Linked DNA regions of Homo sapiens: region 1 is linked to region 2. Evidence: chromatin loops called from intact Hi-C (ENCODE). Cell type or tissue: PC-9. All regions are shown on one strand. Region 1 overlaps OSBP2 (oxysterol binding protein 2). Region 2 overlaps OSBP2 (oxysterol binding protein 2).

Region 1 (8,000 bases), 51 kb after region 2:
GGGAGCCACAGGAGGGGAGGTTGGAGTGAAGAGGAGGCCAGTCACAAGGGACCTTGTGCTGACAGTGTTCTGCTTCCACTTGAAATGAGACAAAGGACTCAATGCCAAGTGACTCAATGCCAATGTCAATGACTCAAGGCCAAATAAAATGATCCCACGTGCATTTTAGCAAGACCCCTCTGCTGTTTGGAGAATGCGCTATCCGCGAGGCAGGGGCAAGTGCTCGGAGACCCTTCGGGGGCCCCTTGGGCAGAGAAAGTAGAGCTGGCGCCCGTGAGAGTGGGCAGTGCTGCTCTGAGCTGAAGGCAGGGACAGCAGAGTTGCTGTGTGGTTGAGAAAAGAGGCCATGGGGAAGGACCCCATGCTGGGGGCCTAAGCCGCTAGAGAATGGGGGCCTTGCTGTCTGACGCCCTGCTTGGCCCACACATGGTTCCGCAGGATGCAGGAGGGTCTTTCCCAGGAGTGGGTTTTGTGTAGCCAGTGAGTGGGCAGAGCTAGCTTGCAGAGCTAGCTCGAGGTGCCCAGTGCAGGCAGAAAGCAGGGCTGGGCTGGCCAACAGAGGGTAGATGCTTACCAGGCCTGATGGGAGAGATGCCGCACTCTTGGTCCCTGGGTTTACCAAGGAAGGTAGCATCCCTCAGGAGACACACTTTGGTGCCTGCCGCAGGGCTGGCTGGGCAGTATGGGGTGCCTGCGACATCCTGATGGCAAGGACATGGGAAAACCTGGGGAGGAAGGGCACCCGGCACAGCCAGCACTCGATGGAGTCGGCTCGGGGGACACTCCACTTGGGGACACTCCAGCTGCAAGGGCAAAGTATGAGGGGGAAGTAGGAGACATTGGGGGCACCAGATAGAGTGGGCACTGGGGGTAGCCAGGGGCTGCTGGGAAGAGGGTCACAGGAACAGAGACAGCAACCTGGGGCCCTCAGACAGGGCTTCTGATGTGGGGCATCATAGAAACAAAGACCCGCATCAGAAGGGGCCCCACTGCTGGACATGCTGAGGCTTCTCTGAGGCCCCTCTTGGCTCACGGCCCAGGAGATCACGTGGGGCTCCTTAGGCCAACCCAGGCAGGGGTGAGAGGCCCGGAGCTGCCCTCCCTTGTCCCTCCGGGGCCTGTGGGGCAGGTTTCTGCCCAGCTGACCACCGTCCTGCTCTGACAGCTTGCTCATCCAGGGCCTGGGGAGATGGGTAAAAATAGATTCCAGATTTGTCTAAAATCAGTTGGCAAACTGGAAGCCAGATGGTGTTGGTTCCTGTGTGCGAGTGGCAAACTATTTTGAATGTGGAGAGGCTATTTTAAAGTTTTAATTGGACTGGAAAGCTGCTTCACCAGTGCCGAGAGTGAGTCAAGTCAAGGAGACATTCTGATCGACCCCCGGTGGGGACTGGGAAGGGCTGAAACCCCTGTGTGCTACCAGCCTGGGCCAAGCGCTCCTGTGAGGAGCAGGCCCTGGAAGCTCCGCCTCGGGGGTCAGGCAGGTGATGGAGACACAGCATGACAGCTTGGCTGGGCCAAAGGGATCCCCGGGGGAGCCCAGCACTTCCCCTTGTGGCTCCATGGGTCCCCAGTCTGGGTCTTGGACACTTAAGACCAGAATCGCAGTGCAGCTCCTTCCTGCCTTTGTGAGGCACCTGCTGAGCTTGGGTTTCATCTTGTGTAAAGTGAAGCCAAGCCAGGCATGGTGGCTCATGCCTGTAATCCCAGCACTTTGAGAGGCCGACGCGGGCAGATTACTTGAGGTCAGGAGTTTGAGACCAGCCTGGCCAACATAGTGAAACCCTGTCTCTACTAAAAATACAAAAATTAGCCAGGTGTGGTGGCAGGTGCCTGTAGTCCCAGCTCCTCAGAAGGCTGAGGCACGAGAATCGCTTGAGCCTGGGAGGCAGAGGTTGCAGTGAGCTGAGATGGCACCACTGCACTCCAGCCTGGGCAAGAGCAAGACTCTGTCTCAAAAAAAAAAATAGGTGAGGCCAGCCCGCCACTCCTCAATGGCAGGGGAGGCAAGATCCTGTTACTCCAGTGAGTCCCCTGGCCATGCAGAGGGGTTCAGGGAGACCCTGACTCTCTGCGATCTCACCGCTCATCACCTTCAGAACCCCAGGCTGGTGAGAGGCAGGGTCTGTGGCAACAAGGGATGTGAGGATCAGCGTGGAGGGTGGGTAGCCTTGGCCCTAGAAACCTGGAGAGCAGAGGGTCCTCCGGCCGCCCACCTGGGAGCCCAGAGCCAGAGGGCAGACACGTCAGATGCCTGGCAGGTCCTGGACCAGCCGCAGATAAGAACACGGCCCTTTCTCCCATTATCCCTGCACCAGGGGTGCTGGGACCTCCTGTGTGTGCTAATGGCTGGAGCCAGTTTCCTAGCCTGGACCATATGGGCATTTGGCCCATCTCCCCACCTCCTCCGTGAGCCCAGTGGCTGCCCACGTCAATGCCCAGCAGGCCTCTGGTGCCTCCCTCACATCCCTGTCTAGAAGGGAAGTTTCCAGGAAGCCACTGAAGGCCAGACAGGGTCCTGGCTCTGCATGCTCCCAAGAGCCTGAGAGGCTGCCCTAGGTCACACACAGGGGACCCAGGCTAGCTGACCTCACACCTTGCTCTCCCGCCTGGCCTGGGGAGCAGTGAGATCACTGTCAGGATTAGGATTAGGATTAGGAACAGCAAAAGCGATTAGAGTTTGTCCTCCTCTTCCTGGGGTGCATCTGGGCAAAGGTTTCCAGGTCAGAGATGCTCAATGTCTGTCCCATGGGGCACCGGTGACCAGCAGCAACCCCTGCTCAGACCTCACATGGCATGGCCCCTGACTTGGTTTCCCCTGGGTGGGCAGCCCTTACAGCCTTCTTCCCCAGGCCAGACTTCTCAGTAGGGAGAGTCCCTGGTGGTCAGGCAGGGCCTGGACTCCCCAGGTGGGGCTGCCCCAGGGCGGAGACCCCCCTTGTCTGTCGAGCTTTGTGGTTCTCACTCTGCTTGGGGGCAACTCGACAGGCTCCCTGCCCTCCCCATGGAGACAGGACCACACTGCCCAGGGGCTCTGCACCCCAGGCCGGCCCCTCTGCATCTCAGAGCACCCATACCCCCAACACCCCTTTCACCAGAACCCTCTGTGCAGCACTTGGGGGTAGGCAGAAGGGGCAGGGCCAGGACACTGGAACTCTGTCCCCACGCTGAGGACAATCAACCTGACAGGTCACAGAATCAGGGACTCTGTAGGAGCCCAGGAGGGCGCCAGGAGATTACAGGCCTGTCCCAGGATTGGGCAGTGGGGTAGCACCCATGCAGGGCCCAGGTACCACCTCCAGCTCCCACTAGGACCCCTCACTCTCTTCCCCTTAAACAATTCAGGACACAAATGTGCGGGTAGGGGGCTTCAGGTCAGCCCGTCTCTCCTCCTGCTCACAGCTGAGCACGAGTCTCCTGGCCCCAGGTAGAGTTGTCACACAGCCTCAGAGAAATGAGACCACGTTCAGGCCTGGGCTGGGTCAGCCAGGCCCTCCCTGGGCCCCTGGGAACCTCCCCCTGCCAGTCCCTCTGCCGGGCCCCAAGCCTAATCCAGCTTATCAAGCACACAGCACACAGCCCAGCTCAGCATTCTGAGAACAGCAGGGCCACGCCAGGCGCCTGCCTCTCCCCACAGCACAGCCAGGATGGGGCCTGGAGAAGGCCGGCAGCAGCAGAGGAGACCCTGGGAGTCAGGGATGGACACCAGGTGGGTGCATCCGGGCTGGGGGAGGTGGACGGGCTCTCTGCATCCATGGGGTGACCAGGCAGCTCATGTGCTGTGGGGGTAAAGGTCTTGGGTGCAGCCACATGAGGCCTTTGATATTAGGGCACAGCAGTTTTCACCCTGCCCCGCTTTTAGGTGACTGTGACACTCTACGACCTGCATGTGCCCAGCCTAGGCACATGTACCCAAATGAGGCCCAGCTGTCCTAGGGACTTCCTGTCTCCCTGCTGCACGATGCCAGCTGGCCCTTTGGTAGCCTTGAGGGGGACTGAGGTCACTCACGGCCAGTGTATCAGCCAGCAACCCTGGCTGTGTGTACAAAGTCCTCAGCTGGGGCTAAGGGTGCTGGGAGGCCACCCCTTCTCCCTGAGGCTAGGGCTGGGCTCTGTTGCTTGGACAGGGTTATTCCCAGGCAGCCTGGTTAGTGAATATCTCCCAGGAACCTAGCTCCACACCAGGAAGGCTCTGGGATCCCACAACATCCCTGCCCTCAAGGGGCTCCCAGACGGCAATCAAGATTTGGCTTTACAAAGTAAACCCTAACAGCACTGGTTCCATACCCTGGGGGACATGCAGGTGAGATGCTCAGGGACTTGGATCCTGGCCCTACACACACCTCCTTGTGGCCTTGGGCGAGTCCCTCAGTCACCCTGAGCCTTCATTTCCTCCTCGGTCATGCACACTATAAAAAAAAAAAAAAAATCTACCTCAGTGCTTGTAAGAATGCCTGCAATGCCCTGCCCCACAGTGGGCCCGCGGTGTGAGGGAGGTGGGGCTGGCATCAGAATCAGCAGGAGGGTTTGAATTTGAGCCAGGGAAAGGCAAGAAGACAGGATACCTGGTGGGCCACACTCAGGGCCCTGGGAAGGAACGGAGCCCCAGGAGATGAGGCTGGAGAGGATTGGAAACCATTTTCTATGAGAGGCTATCAGCTGCCCGGATCTGTGGAAAAAACAAATACTCCATTTTCCCTTGAAGGAGAAAATAGTCATTTCTAAAGTATTAGAGTCCCTGTGAACAGCAAAGGTAGGAGGTAGGGGGCCTAATTCATCTTTGTTCTCTGGTCATCTTTCCCTCTTTGCTTTTGCTGCTGGGAAGCCCAGGCACCCTCAGATGTGAGTTTGTGGGAATTCTTACCATGACCTTTGGCTACTATTTTAAACTGCTGTTGTATGGCTCTTTCATAAGTCTTGTAAATGACATGAGGTATATGAAAACAAAGCACCCATCTATGTGAGAACTTGTGGATGGAGAGGATGATTCTGGGGGCTGTAGGAGACTGGCAGGAAGTGATGGTGCAGGGATGAGGGAGGGCGGGGCAGAGGCCTTGTGCAGCCAGATAGGCAAGAACCCAGAAAACCATGAAGCACCAATTCACTCTCACCATGCACAGCACAGCCCTGGCCTCTGCACCCCTACTTGCATCAGGCAGGCAAGGGGATCGTGCCTTGTGTGGAGGTGGCCCTGGGGCTAGACAGACCTGGGATCCCATCCTGTTCACCCTGTACTGACCCGATTAGCCCCTTCTCCCAGTCCCGGGATGCAGGGGACTTCCCTGAAGCAGCACCCAGGGAGATGAGGGTGTCCTTCCTCACTTGCACTCTGAGCCTTGAGACCAGCTCAGCAGAGCCTGGAGACCTGCATGGGCCAGGGTCAGCAGAGCAGCAGTGTCAGAGAGCCCATGAACAGGTGGCTGGAACCAAGACTAACTTGACAGAGCACTGGGCCAAGCTTAGGGCAATGTGGGGAGGAGGGCCTCCTGGGAGCTGCAGCCAGGTAGGATGTTAGAGCAAGCTCTCAGTTGAGGACCTGGGTTCTGGATCTGGCTCTGCCACCTCCTTGCTGGGTGCCCTCAGGGCTAGCTTTGCTGTCTTGGGATGGGGTGGGAGTCTCTGTCTACCCAACTCATGGGGCTTCTGTAAGGGTCTGGAACATTCCTGAGGCACCCAGAGGGATACCGTCCCCCTGCCTCCGCCACCGCCCTTACACCCACTGGCACAAAACCAGCAAAGAGGTGCCATCTGGTCTGGCTGCTGGGGCACATTGTCTCTGAGTCTGTTTTCAGGGTCCTCACTCTAAGGCCTACAGCAGTGAGAGAGGGACAGGGTTGTGGGTGAAGCAGGACGGCCGCTGTAGGACTCCAGGTGGTGAAAGGCTCGGCTCCCAGTCACAAGCCAGGGAGCAGTGGAGTCAGGCCTGGAGCTGCGTCTCCCAGGACTCACCCAGGCCCACTATGGGGTCTGCAAATTGTATGATGGACAGTGACTGCAGTCCCACACCCAAGGGACAGCCTTATAAGACCCATGAACTCAAAATAGCCCAGACCTTCAACACCCTGGACTCAGTCTCACACATCATCAGGATGAGGCGCATGAGATAAGGAGGTTTCTTTCTTTCCTCGAGGAGGCCTTTCCCCCTGCCTCAACCTGCAGGGAGGAGACCTTCATCTGTCCAATGGGGGTGACTGCACTCCTCCCACCTGGAGAATTTTGCCGGATGAGCGGAGACAGGGCAGCTTGTGGGCACAGCATCTGTCGGGCATCACCGTCTGTCTCACAGAGAGGATGTGGGCTCAGAGGGTCCAAGGGGCTTCTGCTGGAACCCAGGTTTTCCAACTCCTGATAGTGCACCCCTGGCCACCACACTCTGCTGGCTTCCTTGGGCAGGCCATGTTGCATCTCCAGGCCCCATTTCACATCTCTGGGATGAGGAGGCACACCTTGCCCTGCCCACCCTGTGTGGTGCTTGAGGGAGATGGGGGAGGGAAGGTGCCCAGAGGAGGGCTTGTTCAAGGAGTGGCATCCCTGGGGCAGGCTGGGGGCCCCTTTCCACCGAGCCAGGCCAGCCACGAGAGCTCGGGCTCTCCCTGTGGGGTGGGCGAGTCCCCAGGCAGGGTGCCCCAGTGCACAGCCTTGGGGAGCCTCCCACCCTTGGAGGTGTTCTCCTGAGGCCGCCTCAGGACACCCCCGTCTCGCTCCCACTGCTGTCAGTCCCACCCCCCGGTAGGTGTCACTTGGCAGCAAATGTCTGGGAGCAGCTGCTGATTCAGGGGCATTCCTGGCACAGTCGCTGGAGAGACCGACCCAATGGGCAGGCATCTGAGCGGTTCTGACTGAGGGGCAGGCCGTTGCCTGGGAGAGCGATGCTGCAGAGGTCTGAGGAGTGGTGGGAGTTAGTGGTTGTGGCCTGGGCACCAGGTGCCAGGGCAGATGCGGGAGGGGATCCATGAGGCACGTCTGTTGAGTGCTCCCTCGCCCTGCCTGCCACATCACCTCCTGATATTTCCTCAACAGCTGCCTTGTCCCTGTGTCACAGGTGAGGACTGGTGTGCCCATCTTCCTCCTTTGGGGTGGGACAGCCTGTGATGTGCATGGAGCTCAGTGGGTGCTCCAGGTCAGCTGGGGCAATTGGGTGGGGAGGAAGTGCTGGGGAGTGGCAGCTGGGGCCACTGATGCAGATGCGGGCCAAGGAAACGTCCCTTCCTACTGGCTTCAAGAATGTGTCCAGAAAGGGCAAATCCAGAGGTTCCTAGATTTGATCTCACTGCCCTCCAGGGACAGCTGAAGCCTGAGCCATCCTCTCCACTGTAATGACAGGGCAGAATGACCAACCCCTGCTTCAAAACTGGTGGTGGAACCATCTGTGGACCTGGGAAGCTGAAAAGATTCTGGATGTCTCAGTAGGCCACAAGCTTGAAGGGAAAACCTTAAAAGCAGTTATGTGATTCAGACTCTGATGTAGCTTGGTAGAAAGTGCCAGTCCCACTTCTGCCAGACAAGACCAATTACCTCTCTGAGCTGGGGAGGATAGCAGAACGTGGCTTTCCTTCCTTCTGTGCCACGGCCAGGGACTGGCCCAGGGTAGACAAGGGCCAGTGACAAACCTGAGGCCTAACACTGCAGGGAGGACGTGGCCGCAGAATGCTCGGGCCCTACCATAATGAGCAACAGCAGCCACCTCAGCTCCAGGCTGAACCAAACCAGCTGCTGCTGGGGAGGCAGCGTGCAGACCCGTGGCACCCAGGTTTGCTGTTCCCCAACTGGCATCCTGACCGTGGGAGGCCAACCAAGGTGGGTGCTGGTTGCTGGGCGGGCTCTGAGAAGGCCAGGGTTCCCACATCCCCAAGGAGGCCAAAGGGGGCAGTAAGCATGTTTGTGACCATCCCAGCAGAGGGGGCAGCTAGATGGCCCCCAGGGCCTTCTTCACTGCAGGTGTCAACAAAAACAGACTCTGCAAAATATTTGAAGAGATTTATTCTCAGCCAAATATGAGT
Region 2 (8,000 bases):
GCATTCCCCTGGTGCACTCCCCTGGTGCACTGGGACTCCCCTGACTCAGGCTGGAGTCTTTCCTGCCCCCACCCTTTCCATTCTGGTCCCACTGTGGAACTCTGGAACAACCAGGGAAGCTCCAACAGGACAGTGGGTCTCTTAGGTGAACCTGGAGTGGGGGATCCTGGAGAGCTTCCTGGAGGAGGTGACACCCAGCTGTGTATTGGAGGATGAGTAAGTGGAGGAGGTGACACCCAGCTGTGTATTGGAGGATGAGTAAGTGGCAGGTGAGGATGGGGATGCTCAGTTAGGTTTCAGCGAGGTGTCAGGACCTCATGATGGGTGAGATATAGAAAGGGGCCCTGCCAGTGGGTTGCATCAGAAAGGACAGATGGGCAAGAAAGGATGTGAAGTGGGGAGTTGTGAGGGCACAGCTCTGCTGGCTCTGGAGGTGGTGTGTGGCTTGTGGAAAGGAGGCCTCATGGTAGTGCTGACCCCATTTATGTCTTCCCACACCGAGTTGTCACTGTTACTTGGTGTGACTCACTGTGAAGCGGTACCTTCTGCCATGCAAACCTAACATGACAGAGCCTCTGGCCACTTGCTTTTGGCCTAAGGTGGTGAGAATTCTACTTGGTGTCTTAAAATGATGGCAGTAATACGTATGGAAGCCCCTGCCCATCCTGGCACATGGTAGCTGCTCATTAGTAGTAGGATCCTTTCTATCTCCTCCAGTATAAATCTGGCTCCTTATAGGAATGCACATTATTTTACAAACAGACCTGTTGGGGAAGTGACGTTTTACTGCCATAATTTGCACAGAGGCCAGGAAGAACGGTTTCAAGGAGTCAACCTGTCAAGGCAACCATGGGCCCGTGGGCATGGGACAAGTCCAGTCCTTGGAGCCAAATGAGACCTAGGGGAGACATGGAAGAAGTCACCTCAGCTCCCTCATTGGAGGAGTGATGCTCCTCTGCAGCTTGGAATAAGGGGAAAGTGGGAAGCCCGTGGCCCACGGAAGGGTGCTTAATCAATGGTAGCAAGGAAGATAATCATTGGCCATATCATTGTACAGATGGGGAAACTGAGGCTCAAGGAAGAGAGATGACTTTTTCAAGATCACACAGGCAGGAGTGGGGCCAGAGCCTGCACCCCCAGCATTTAACCGCGTGTTGGTTGAATGGATGGTCAAGGGGAAGGCTATGGCCTGGGGACCCGCTGAACTCTTGAGGGGCCTGGCCTGAGTGAAGGCCACAGTGGGTGGGGCTGGGGACTCACTTTCTGGGGCAGAACCTCCGAGCCTGGGGAATACAGAGAGGTGATCTGGGGGGATTCCTTGTCATTAGAAAGAGGCTAAATGCCAGATGGAGGTCTCGAATCTTTCAATGCTTTTGAGGCAGAGTGAAGAACAGTAAATGGTAAAAGAAGACAGAATTTGTCTTTTCCGTTAGGCAGAAAATCTGGCCAACAGTGTCTGTCAGTCACTCACTCTGTCCCAGCAGCTGCGTAGGGCACATAGTGTCCACAGCCAGGTGACAGGCACCCAGCCCAGAGGGGCTGGGAGTAGCAGAGCCCAGCTCACCTCATCCCCAGGCCAGCATCCCTCTGACCCTGCACGCTGATCCCTTCCCATGAAGGAGAGGACTGGCATGGCCCTGGCTGCCCACACTCAGAGTCCAGGAGGCGCTGGCCATGCCAAGTAGAGAAGATTGAGAATATGCACAGAGCTTGAGGCATGCAGGAGTCCATGAGCTCTGAGGAAAGGCATTGCGAGTGGGCAGGGATCCCAGCAGAGGGCCCGACGTGGGCAAGCAGCTAAGGGGTGGATTGGGGGCACTGTATGTAAGAGTGTCCCAGGTAGGGGGAGCAGCATGTCGGAGGTGCCAGGAGGGCAGCACACCTGTGTGCATGTGAGTGTCACTGTGTGAAGGGCAGGCCTACAGGTAGAGAGGGCGAGAGCTCAAGGAAGGAGGAGAGGAGACGGGGGAGAGGTGGGCAGAGCAGGCTTCCCCCAGTGCTTGTATTGGCTATGCAGAAGTCCCCCTCAGCAAACAGGCTTCATGCCAACCCTGAGCCCCTAGGTAGCGAGGGGGCAGTTGTGCTGGACTGGAAGGGCCTGGAGGGAAAAGAGGGTCATGATGGGGCAGTGCAGCAGAGAAGAGGAGACCCTCGTGGGCCAAGCACCAGCCCTGTGCGCTTGTGGCTGTTCACTGTGCCACAGCATGCCCAGTGACAGTGAGGAAGGCATTGACAGTGTGGAGGCGATGGGGCTGGGACAGGCCCAGGCTCCCCCAGCCAGGCAGTCAAGGTTCTTTGCCACTGGTAGCCCCAAGGAGCCTGGAGAACATAGCGTGCTCTCCAGGGAGCTGGTTCATTTGGCGTTCACGGGTTGGCGTGCAGGGCTGCTGTGGGCTCACTTGGCACCTCGCGTGGATTAGAAAAGGATGCCTCTTCCTCAAGACCCTTTACCCCTACTTATTTTTTGTTTAGTTATTTTTTTGAGACGGAGTCTTGCTCTGGAGTCTTCCAGGCTGCAGTGCCGTGGTGCAATCTCGGCTCACTGCAACCTCTGCCTCCCGGGTTCAAGCTGTTCTCCTGCATCAGCCTCCCGAGTAGCTGGGATTACAGATGCCTGCCACCACGCCTGGCTAATTTTTGTATTTTTAGTAGAGATGGGGTTTCCCCATGTTGGCCAGACTGGTCTTGAACTCCTGAACTCAAATGGTCTGCCTGCCAAAGTGCTGGGATTACAGGCGTGAACCAAATCCTCCCAAAGTGCTGGGATTGCAGGCGTGAGCCACCACGCCGGGCCCTTACCTCTACTTATTTGTAAACTGTTGTAATAGTTTAAAATTGTTCTGATTTGTCAGAACGAGACTCTTCCATTTGCTGGATTTGCATTGTAATAAAAATAAATCTATAGTGTCTGTTGTGAATGGCACTTCCTAGGGCTGTGCAATGTACAACCTGCTCAACCATATGCAACAGCCCTGTTAATAAAAACAATTATTAGTAATAATATTTGACTGGTCCTGAAGGTAGCACAATGACCTCTGTTGCCTCTGGGCAAAGAGAGGGCTGCTTAGGTGCCAGGCTAAGACAGGTGACCCGACGGGGGCCAAAGTGGGAGCAGGGCTTGGGAGACTTCAGTGAAAAGATCTCAAGGTGGCTAGTGAAATGGAGAGAGGGGCCTGAGTCTGGATGCATGGGGTTGAGCTGGAGCTGGGACTGAGGGGTTTGCTGGATGTACATCTTCTTCTGACCTCATCAGGGAGTGTCCTGTAGGGCCCGGCCCTGCCCACTGCAGATTCATTCTCCTGGCATCTGGTTTTCCTATAAAGTGCCAGTCAGCTCAAACCAGCAGCAGCATCTGATCAAATAGATGAGCAATATGAATAAAAATGAAGTTATGGGCTTTGGGCTGCCAAAGATAAATTTCCTTTTATGTCCTGTTTCCCTGTGACGTGTGTGTTGAGTAATGATTCCTGACGCATATCTTCAGAAATAGTAGTTGCTCACACTGGGTGGTGTGTCAAGGCGGAAGGAGGCCACAGACTTGGGGAATGGAACCCCACCTGGACAGCGCCCTGGGGCTGCCTGCCGCATCCTGACCTGGCATGGCCATCAGCCTTTCGGCCATAGGTGGGGCTGGTTAGAGGACAAGTGTCTTTCCTGGTCAGGCCCACTGGGTGCATCCCTCCACCGCGGATATTTTTACATTAGAAGCAGCATAGTTTGTACGGGACAGGGCCCCTGGAATGTGACTCTTAGTTCATTAACCATTTGGTAACTGCTCATCTGCCTGGCAAAATCCCTTCCCCAAATCCCACTCCTCACCTGTCCCCCAGCACACATGCTTTGTTTTTGGCCAGACTTTCTGAGATTCAGCAGGACCAATCTTCTGTGCCCTAGGCATTCATTATTTTTAAGGGTTATTTACTGTTTAGACAACAATTCCAGATGTTCAAGAGCATGGCGTTTCCATAGCGCCATTATCCCTTTGCCACTGTTTTTAGGTCTCTATTTTTGGTCAATGTTTTTCCTTTATACAAACATCCTTTTAATATCATTGAGATCCAAAAAAAAAAAATGTCATTTTCACATGGCTGTACATCATAAACACTTTCCCACGTTATCGCAGGCTTTGTGTTTATTCGTTGGAAGGCTGTGGAATGCCTTTTCCTTCTGTTAGACATTTAGGTTCTTCCCAGATCACTGTAGCCAACTGCTGCCTGAGCATCTTTGGCATGTAAAGTTTTTCCTTTGTGTTTCTTTCCGGGACACATTGCCAAGAATGCAATCGCTGAGTCAAAGGGTGTGAATGCTTCCCTCTAGCAGCCCCATCACCCTTGGCAAGAACGTTCTGGTTCATGATGCTTGGGGCGGGTGTGGACAACACCTTGCTGTAAGCTTCCCTACATTAGACTTCCATCATTCTGAGAGATTATTCTTTGGCCAGTATAATGTGCCTTGTTTTCACTTGCAATTGACTAACCAAAAAGCATGAAGTGTCCTTACTAGTTCAGTTATTATTTGTTGTTGCTCTTTGATGGCTCGTCAGCTGCACTGTCTCCTGCCATTGTGTGGAAAACCAACGGAAGGCATTCTAAACGAAGTTGGTTTATGTTGTACGTGGCTGGAACCCAAGCCAGACAGGACTTCTTGGGACCCTGGCACCGATCCACTGTCCTTGGTGGTTGGGGTTCAGAGAAGTGGTCCCTGGAACTGTCATCCCCTAGCAAAACCTGCTTCTTGACTTGTGGGGCAAATGCAAAATGAAAATATAGGGCCCCTTGCAAAAATTATTAAGAATTTCAAGACAGCTGAGAATTAAATCAAGGGTAGGGCCCTTCTGAATTGGGGGTGATGCTGGCACTGCCCCTGTTCTCTGGAGTTATCTAGTGGGAGGTGGCTCACTTGACTGTACTGAATCCACTCTTTAGCTTTCCCAAGGGACATTCCAGATGCAGAGGTCCCAATCCAGGCATGGGTGAGAGTCTGATGGGAGGCCACTTATGGCCACCAACAGCCCCCATCCTGCTGCTGTGATCAGCACTCAAAGTCAGCACCACAGGAGAACCTGTTAACCACCCTCTCTGATCTCCTTGGCCCAAAGTTAATTGCCTTCTCCCATGGCTGTTTCTGTGCCTACTTTGACCTCACCCTGACCCCTGGTAGCTCTTTCTGGTGATGATCTGACCTTTCTCCTCCTGCTCCTCTTTGCCTGCTTTGGCCAAGCAGAACAAGTGACCAGGAAGCATCTCACTGTCCTGGGACATTCTGGGCACTTTTTCCAGTATGAGCCTTCATCTTTGTTGTGCCTACTTCACTCCCACCATCCCTCTCTGCCCTTCTGCCCTTGCCCCCTTCTTACCAGCTCAGTTTTCAAGATTCACACTGAAGTCCTTAATGTATCCAGAATTGATTTCTGTATATATATGTAAATGATATGAACTATGCAGTTAATTTTCTTTTTCTTTTTTCTTTTCTTTCTTTTTTTTTTTAAGATACAAAGTCTCGTTTTGTTGCCTGGAGTGCAGTGGCATGATCATGGCTCACTGCAGCCTCGACCTCCCCATCTCAAGCGATCCTCCCACCTCAGCCTCCCAAGTAGCTGGGACTACAGGCATGTGCCACCACACCTGGCTAATTTTTTTTTTTCCTGTAAAGATGGGGTTTTGCTATGTTGCCCAGGCTGGTTTTGAACTCTTGGCCTCAAGTGCTCCTCCTGCCTTGGCCTTCCAAATGCTGGCAGGAGCTGCTGCTTGTATTGTGCAAAGCAGGTAATTTAAGTGGCTGCAGATAGCCGCTCACAGTTGGAATCATTGTTTGGACTCATTCTTAATTGGAAATGCCAGGCTCTTTCTGTGATCACGGTCACGATCTCCTTGAAGACAGCAGAGTTTCCTTGCGGGGTATTAACTTCTCAGGGGCCTCCGAAACATGCTGGCATTCTCAATGGACTAGATGGATTTCCACAGAAGGAAGGGGAGGTGACCCTGGTCTCAGGGCTGGGCAGTGGCGCACTGCAGGGGAGCTGGGGTGGAGTGCCCAGCTAGCCACAGCAGCAGGAGCTGCATTCCAGGAGTGTCTCCCTGTGAATTGCATAGAGTTTAAAGTTTTTAAAATGGCCCTTGGCTTGATTTAGTTCTTACTCTCATGGGAAATGTGGCCATAGATACTCGTGTTCTTTTTCCACATTTTTCAAAGTTTGATTCAGAAAGGTGTCAGTGCGCGAGTTCTCACATTGAGTTGAGAAGGATTCAGTCACCCATATGAAAGAAAATGTTATAGCCATAGAATCCTAGACTGTCACTGTCAGATGGGGTCTTAGAGATGATTTACCAAACCCCTATGGTACAGACAAGGAAACTGAGGCCTAGAAACACACAACTGTACAGCTAGGAAGGCATGGAGCCAGCCGTCCGCTGTTAGAGATTAGAGGACATAATCCCAAATCATCACCGTTTGGCTGTTAAAATAATTCATGACTTTTTTTTCCTGGTTACCAAGATAGTTCATGCTCATTGTAGAAAATCCAATAGGAAAAAAAAGCATCTAAAAGAAATTTTAAAATAAGCGTAATTCTGTTGCAGAGATAACCACAAATAATACTAGCTACTTACTGTGCATGGAGCTCCTGGGCCATACACCTACATGTGTAATTGAGCTCTGCTTGTCCCTTGACCTGTCACCCTGAACCTCAGCTGGTTTGAGGTCCCTCCCTTGATTTTGTAGGTGTGGCAGCTGAGACATTGACGCAGAATTTGCCTTGTCACACAGCCATAGTAAATGGACTCAAAGCCAGCCACTAGTCTCACCATATACCAGAACCAGGATTTAATAGCATTTTAAATTGTGTTGAGAATTGAAAACAGTATCTCATTATTGAATGAGTGTATCTTTGCTAGAATTTCTATTGGGTTTGAATTTTTTTCTTCTAGTGTATTAACCTCTTGCAGGTCTGGGACTTCATCATCATATGCCAGTTTTGTCTAGTGTTGCACCTAAACCATGGTGATATGATTATTGCAGTTGGAAAGTATGTTTTCTATAGTAGGGCAGATCTTCTCTTATCAGTGTTTTTTTACCAACACTTTGTTTTGCAAAATTTCAAACAGAAAAGTTGCAAGAACTGTATAATCAACACTTGTACACCCACCACATAGATTCTACCAATAACATTTTACTATATTTACTTGATCACCATTTATCCTTCCATACATCCCTCTCTTTAACCATCAGTCCATTTTTTTTTTTGACATAGGGTCTTGCTCTGCTGCCCACGCTGGGGTGCAGTGGTGTGATCATAGCTCACTGCAGCCTCTAACTTCTAGGCTCAGGTGATCCTCCCACTTCAGCCTCCCAACTTTATTCATTTTTACTGCCATATAATATTCCAGTGTAGGAATATAGAACATCCACTCATCAGTTGATGGACATTTGGGTTATTTCTACTTTGGGGCTATTATAAATCTTCTATGAACTTTTCTATGAACACAAAAGCGCATAAACTTTTGTGTGGATGTATGTTTTCTTCACTCTTGGTTATATACCAAGGAGTGGGATTGCTAGGTAATATAGTTTAACTTTTGAGAGACTGCTCAACTGTTTTTCATAGAGACTGCACCATTTTACATTATCACAAGGAATGTATTAGGATTCCAGTTCCTCTAAATCCTTGCTCTAACACATGCTACTTTCTGGGTTTTGTTTGTTTTTTAATCACTGTCATCCTGTTGGAAGTGAAGTAGTTATTTCATGGTGGTTTTGTTTTGCATTTCTCTAATAACTGATAATGTTGAACATCTTTTCATGTGCTTACTGGCCATTTGTATATTTTCTTTGAAGAAATGCCTATTTAAATCCTTTGCCTATTATCTATTTGGGTTGTCTTTTTATTCTCGTATGAGTTATTTATATATTCTGGATACAAGTCCCTTATCAGATACATTTTCAGAAATATTTTCTCCTATTCTATGGATTGTCTTTTCTTTTCTTTTCTTTTCTTTTTTTTT

Evidence for each region. A loop is a pair of places that touch in the nucleus more often than their neighbours do. Peaks named below come from ENCODE experiments on the same cell type or tissue, not always from the same donor. Only the 100,000 strongest peaks of a DNase experiment are listed, where the experiment ranks them.
Region 1: it touches region 2 in a loop (8-fold over the local background); 6 of 110 quality-filtered maps call a loop at or near these places.

What each region holds. Positions count from the first base shown.
Region 1 is chr22:30,878,094-30,886,093 of GRCh38, forward strand. All of the region lies in intron 3 of OSBP2 (oxysterol binding protein 2), which reads left to right. LOC107985544 (a long non-coding RNA gene) reads right to left here. Exons shown (of 3, transcript NR_146603.1): 3 at 7,963-8,000. Among named protein-coding and RNA genes, the nearest start is that of MORC2-AS1, 40 kb to the right of the region's middle. RefSeq lists enhancers at 1-329, 330-1,071, 7,919-8,000. In PC-9, a CTCF peak has its summit at 4,308; a DNase peak (open chromatin) is centred at 4,218; H3K27ac peaks cover 2,562 bases.
Region 2 is chr22:30,826,826-30,834,825 of GRCh38, forward strand. All of the region lies in intron 2 of OSBP2 (oxysterol binding protein 2), which reads left to right. Among named protein-coding and RNA genes, the nearest start is that of MORC2-AS1, 91 kb to the right of the region's middle. RefSeq lists enhancers at 415-564, 2,931-4,130, 3,066-3,566, 3,567-4,067. In PC-9, no CTCF peak of the experiment used is centred here; DNase peaks (open chromatin) are centred at 3,426 and 4,266; H3K27ac peaks cover 3,221 bases.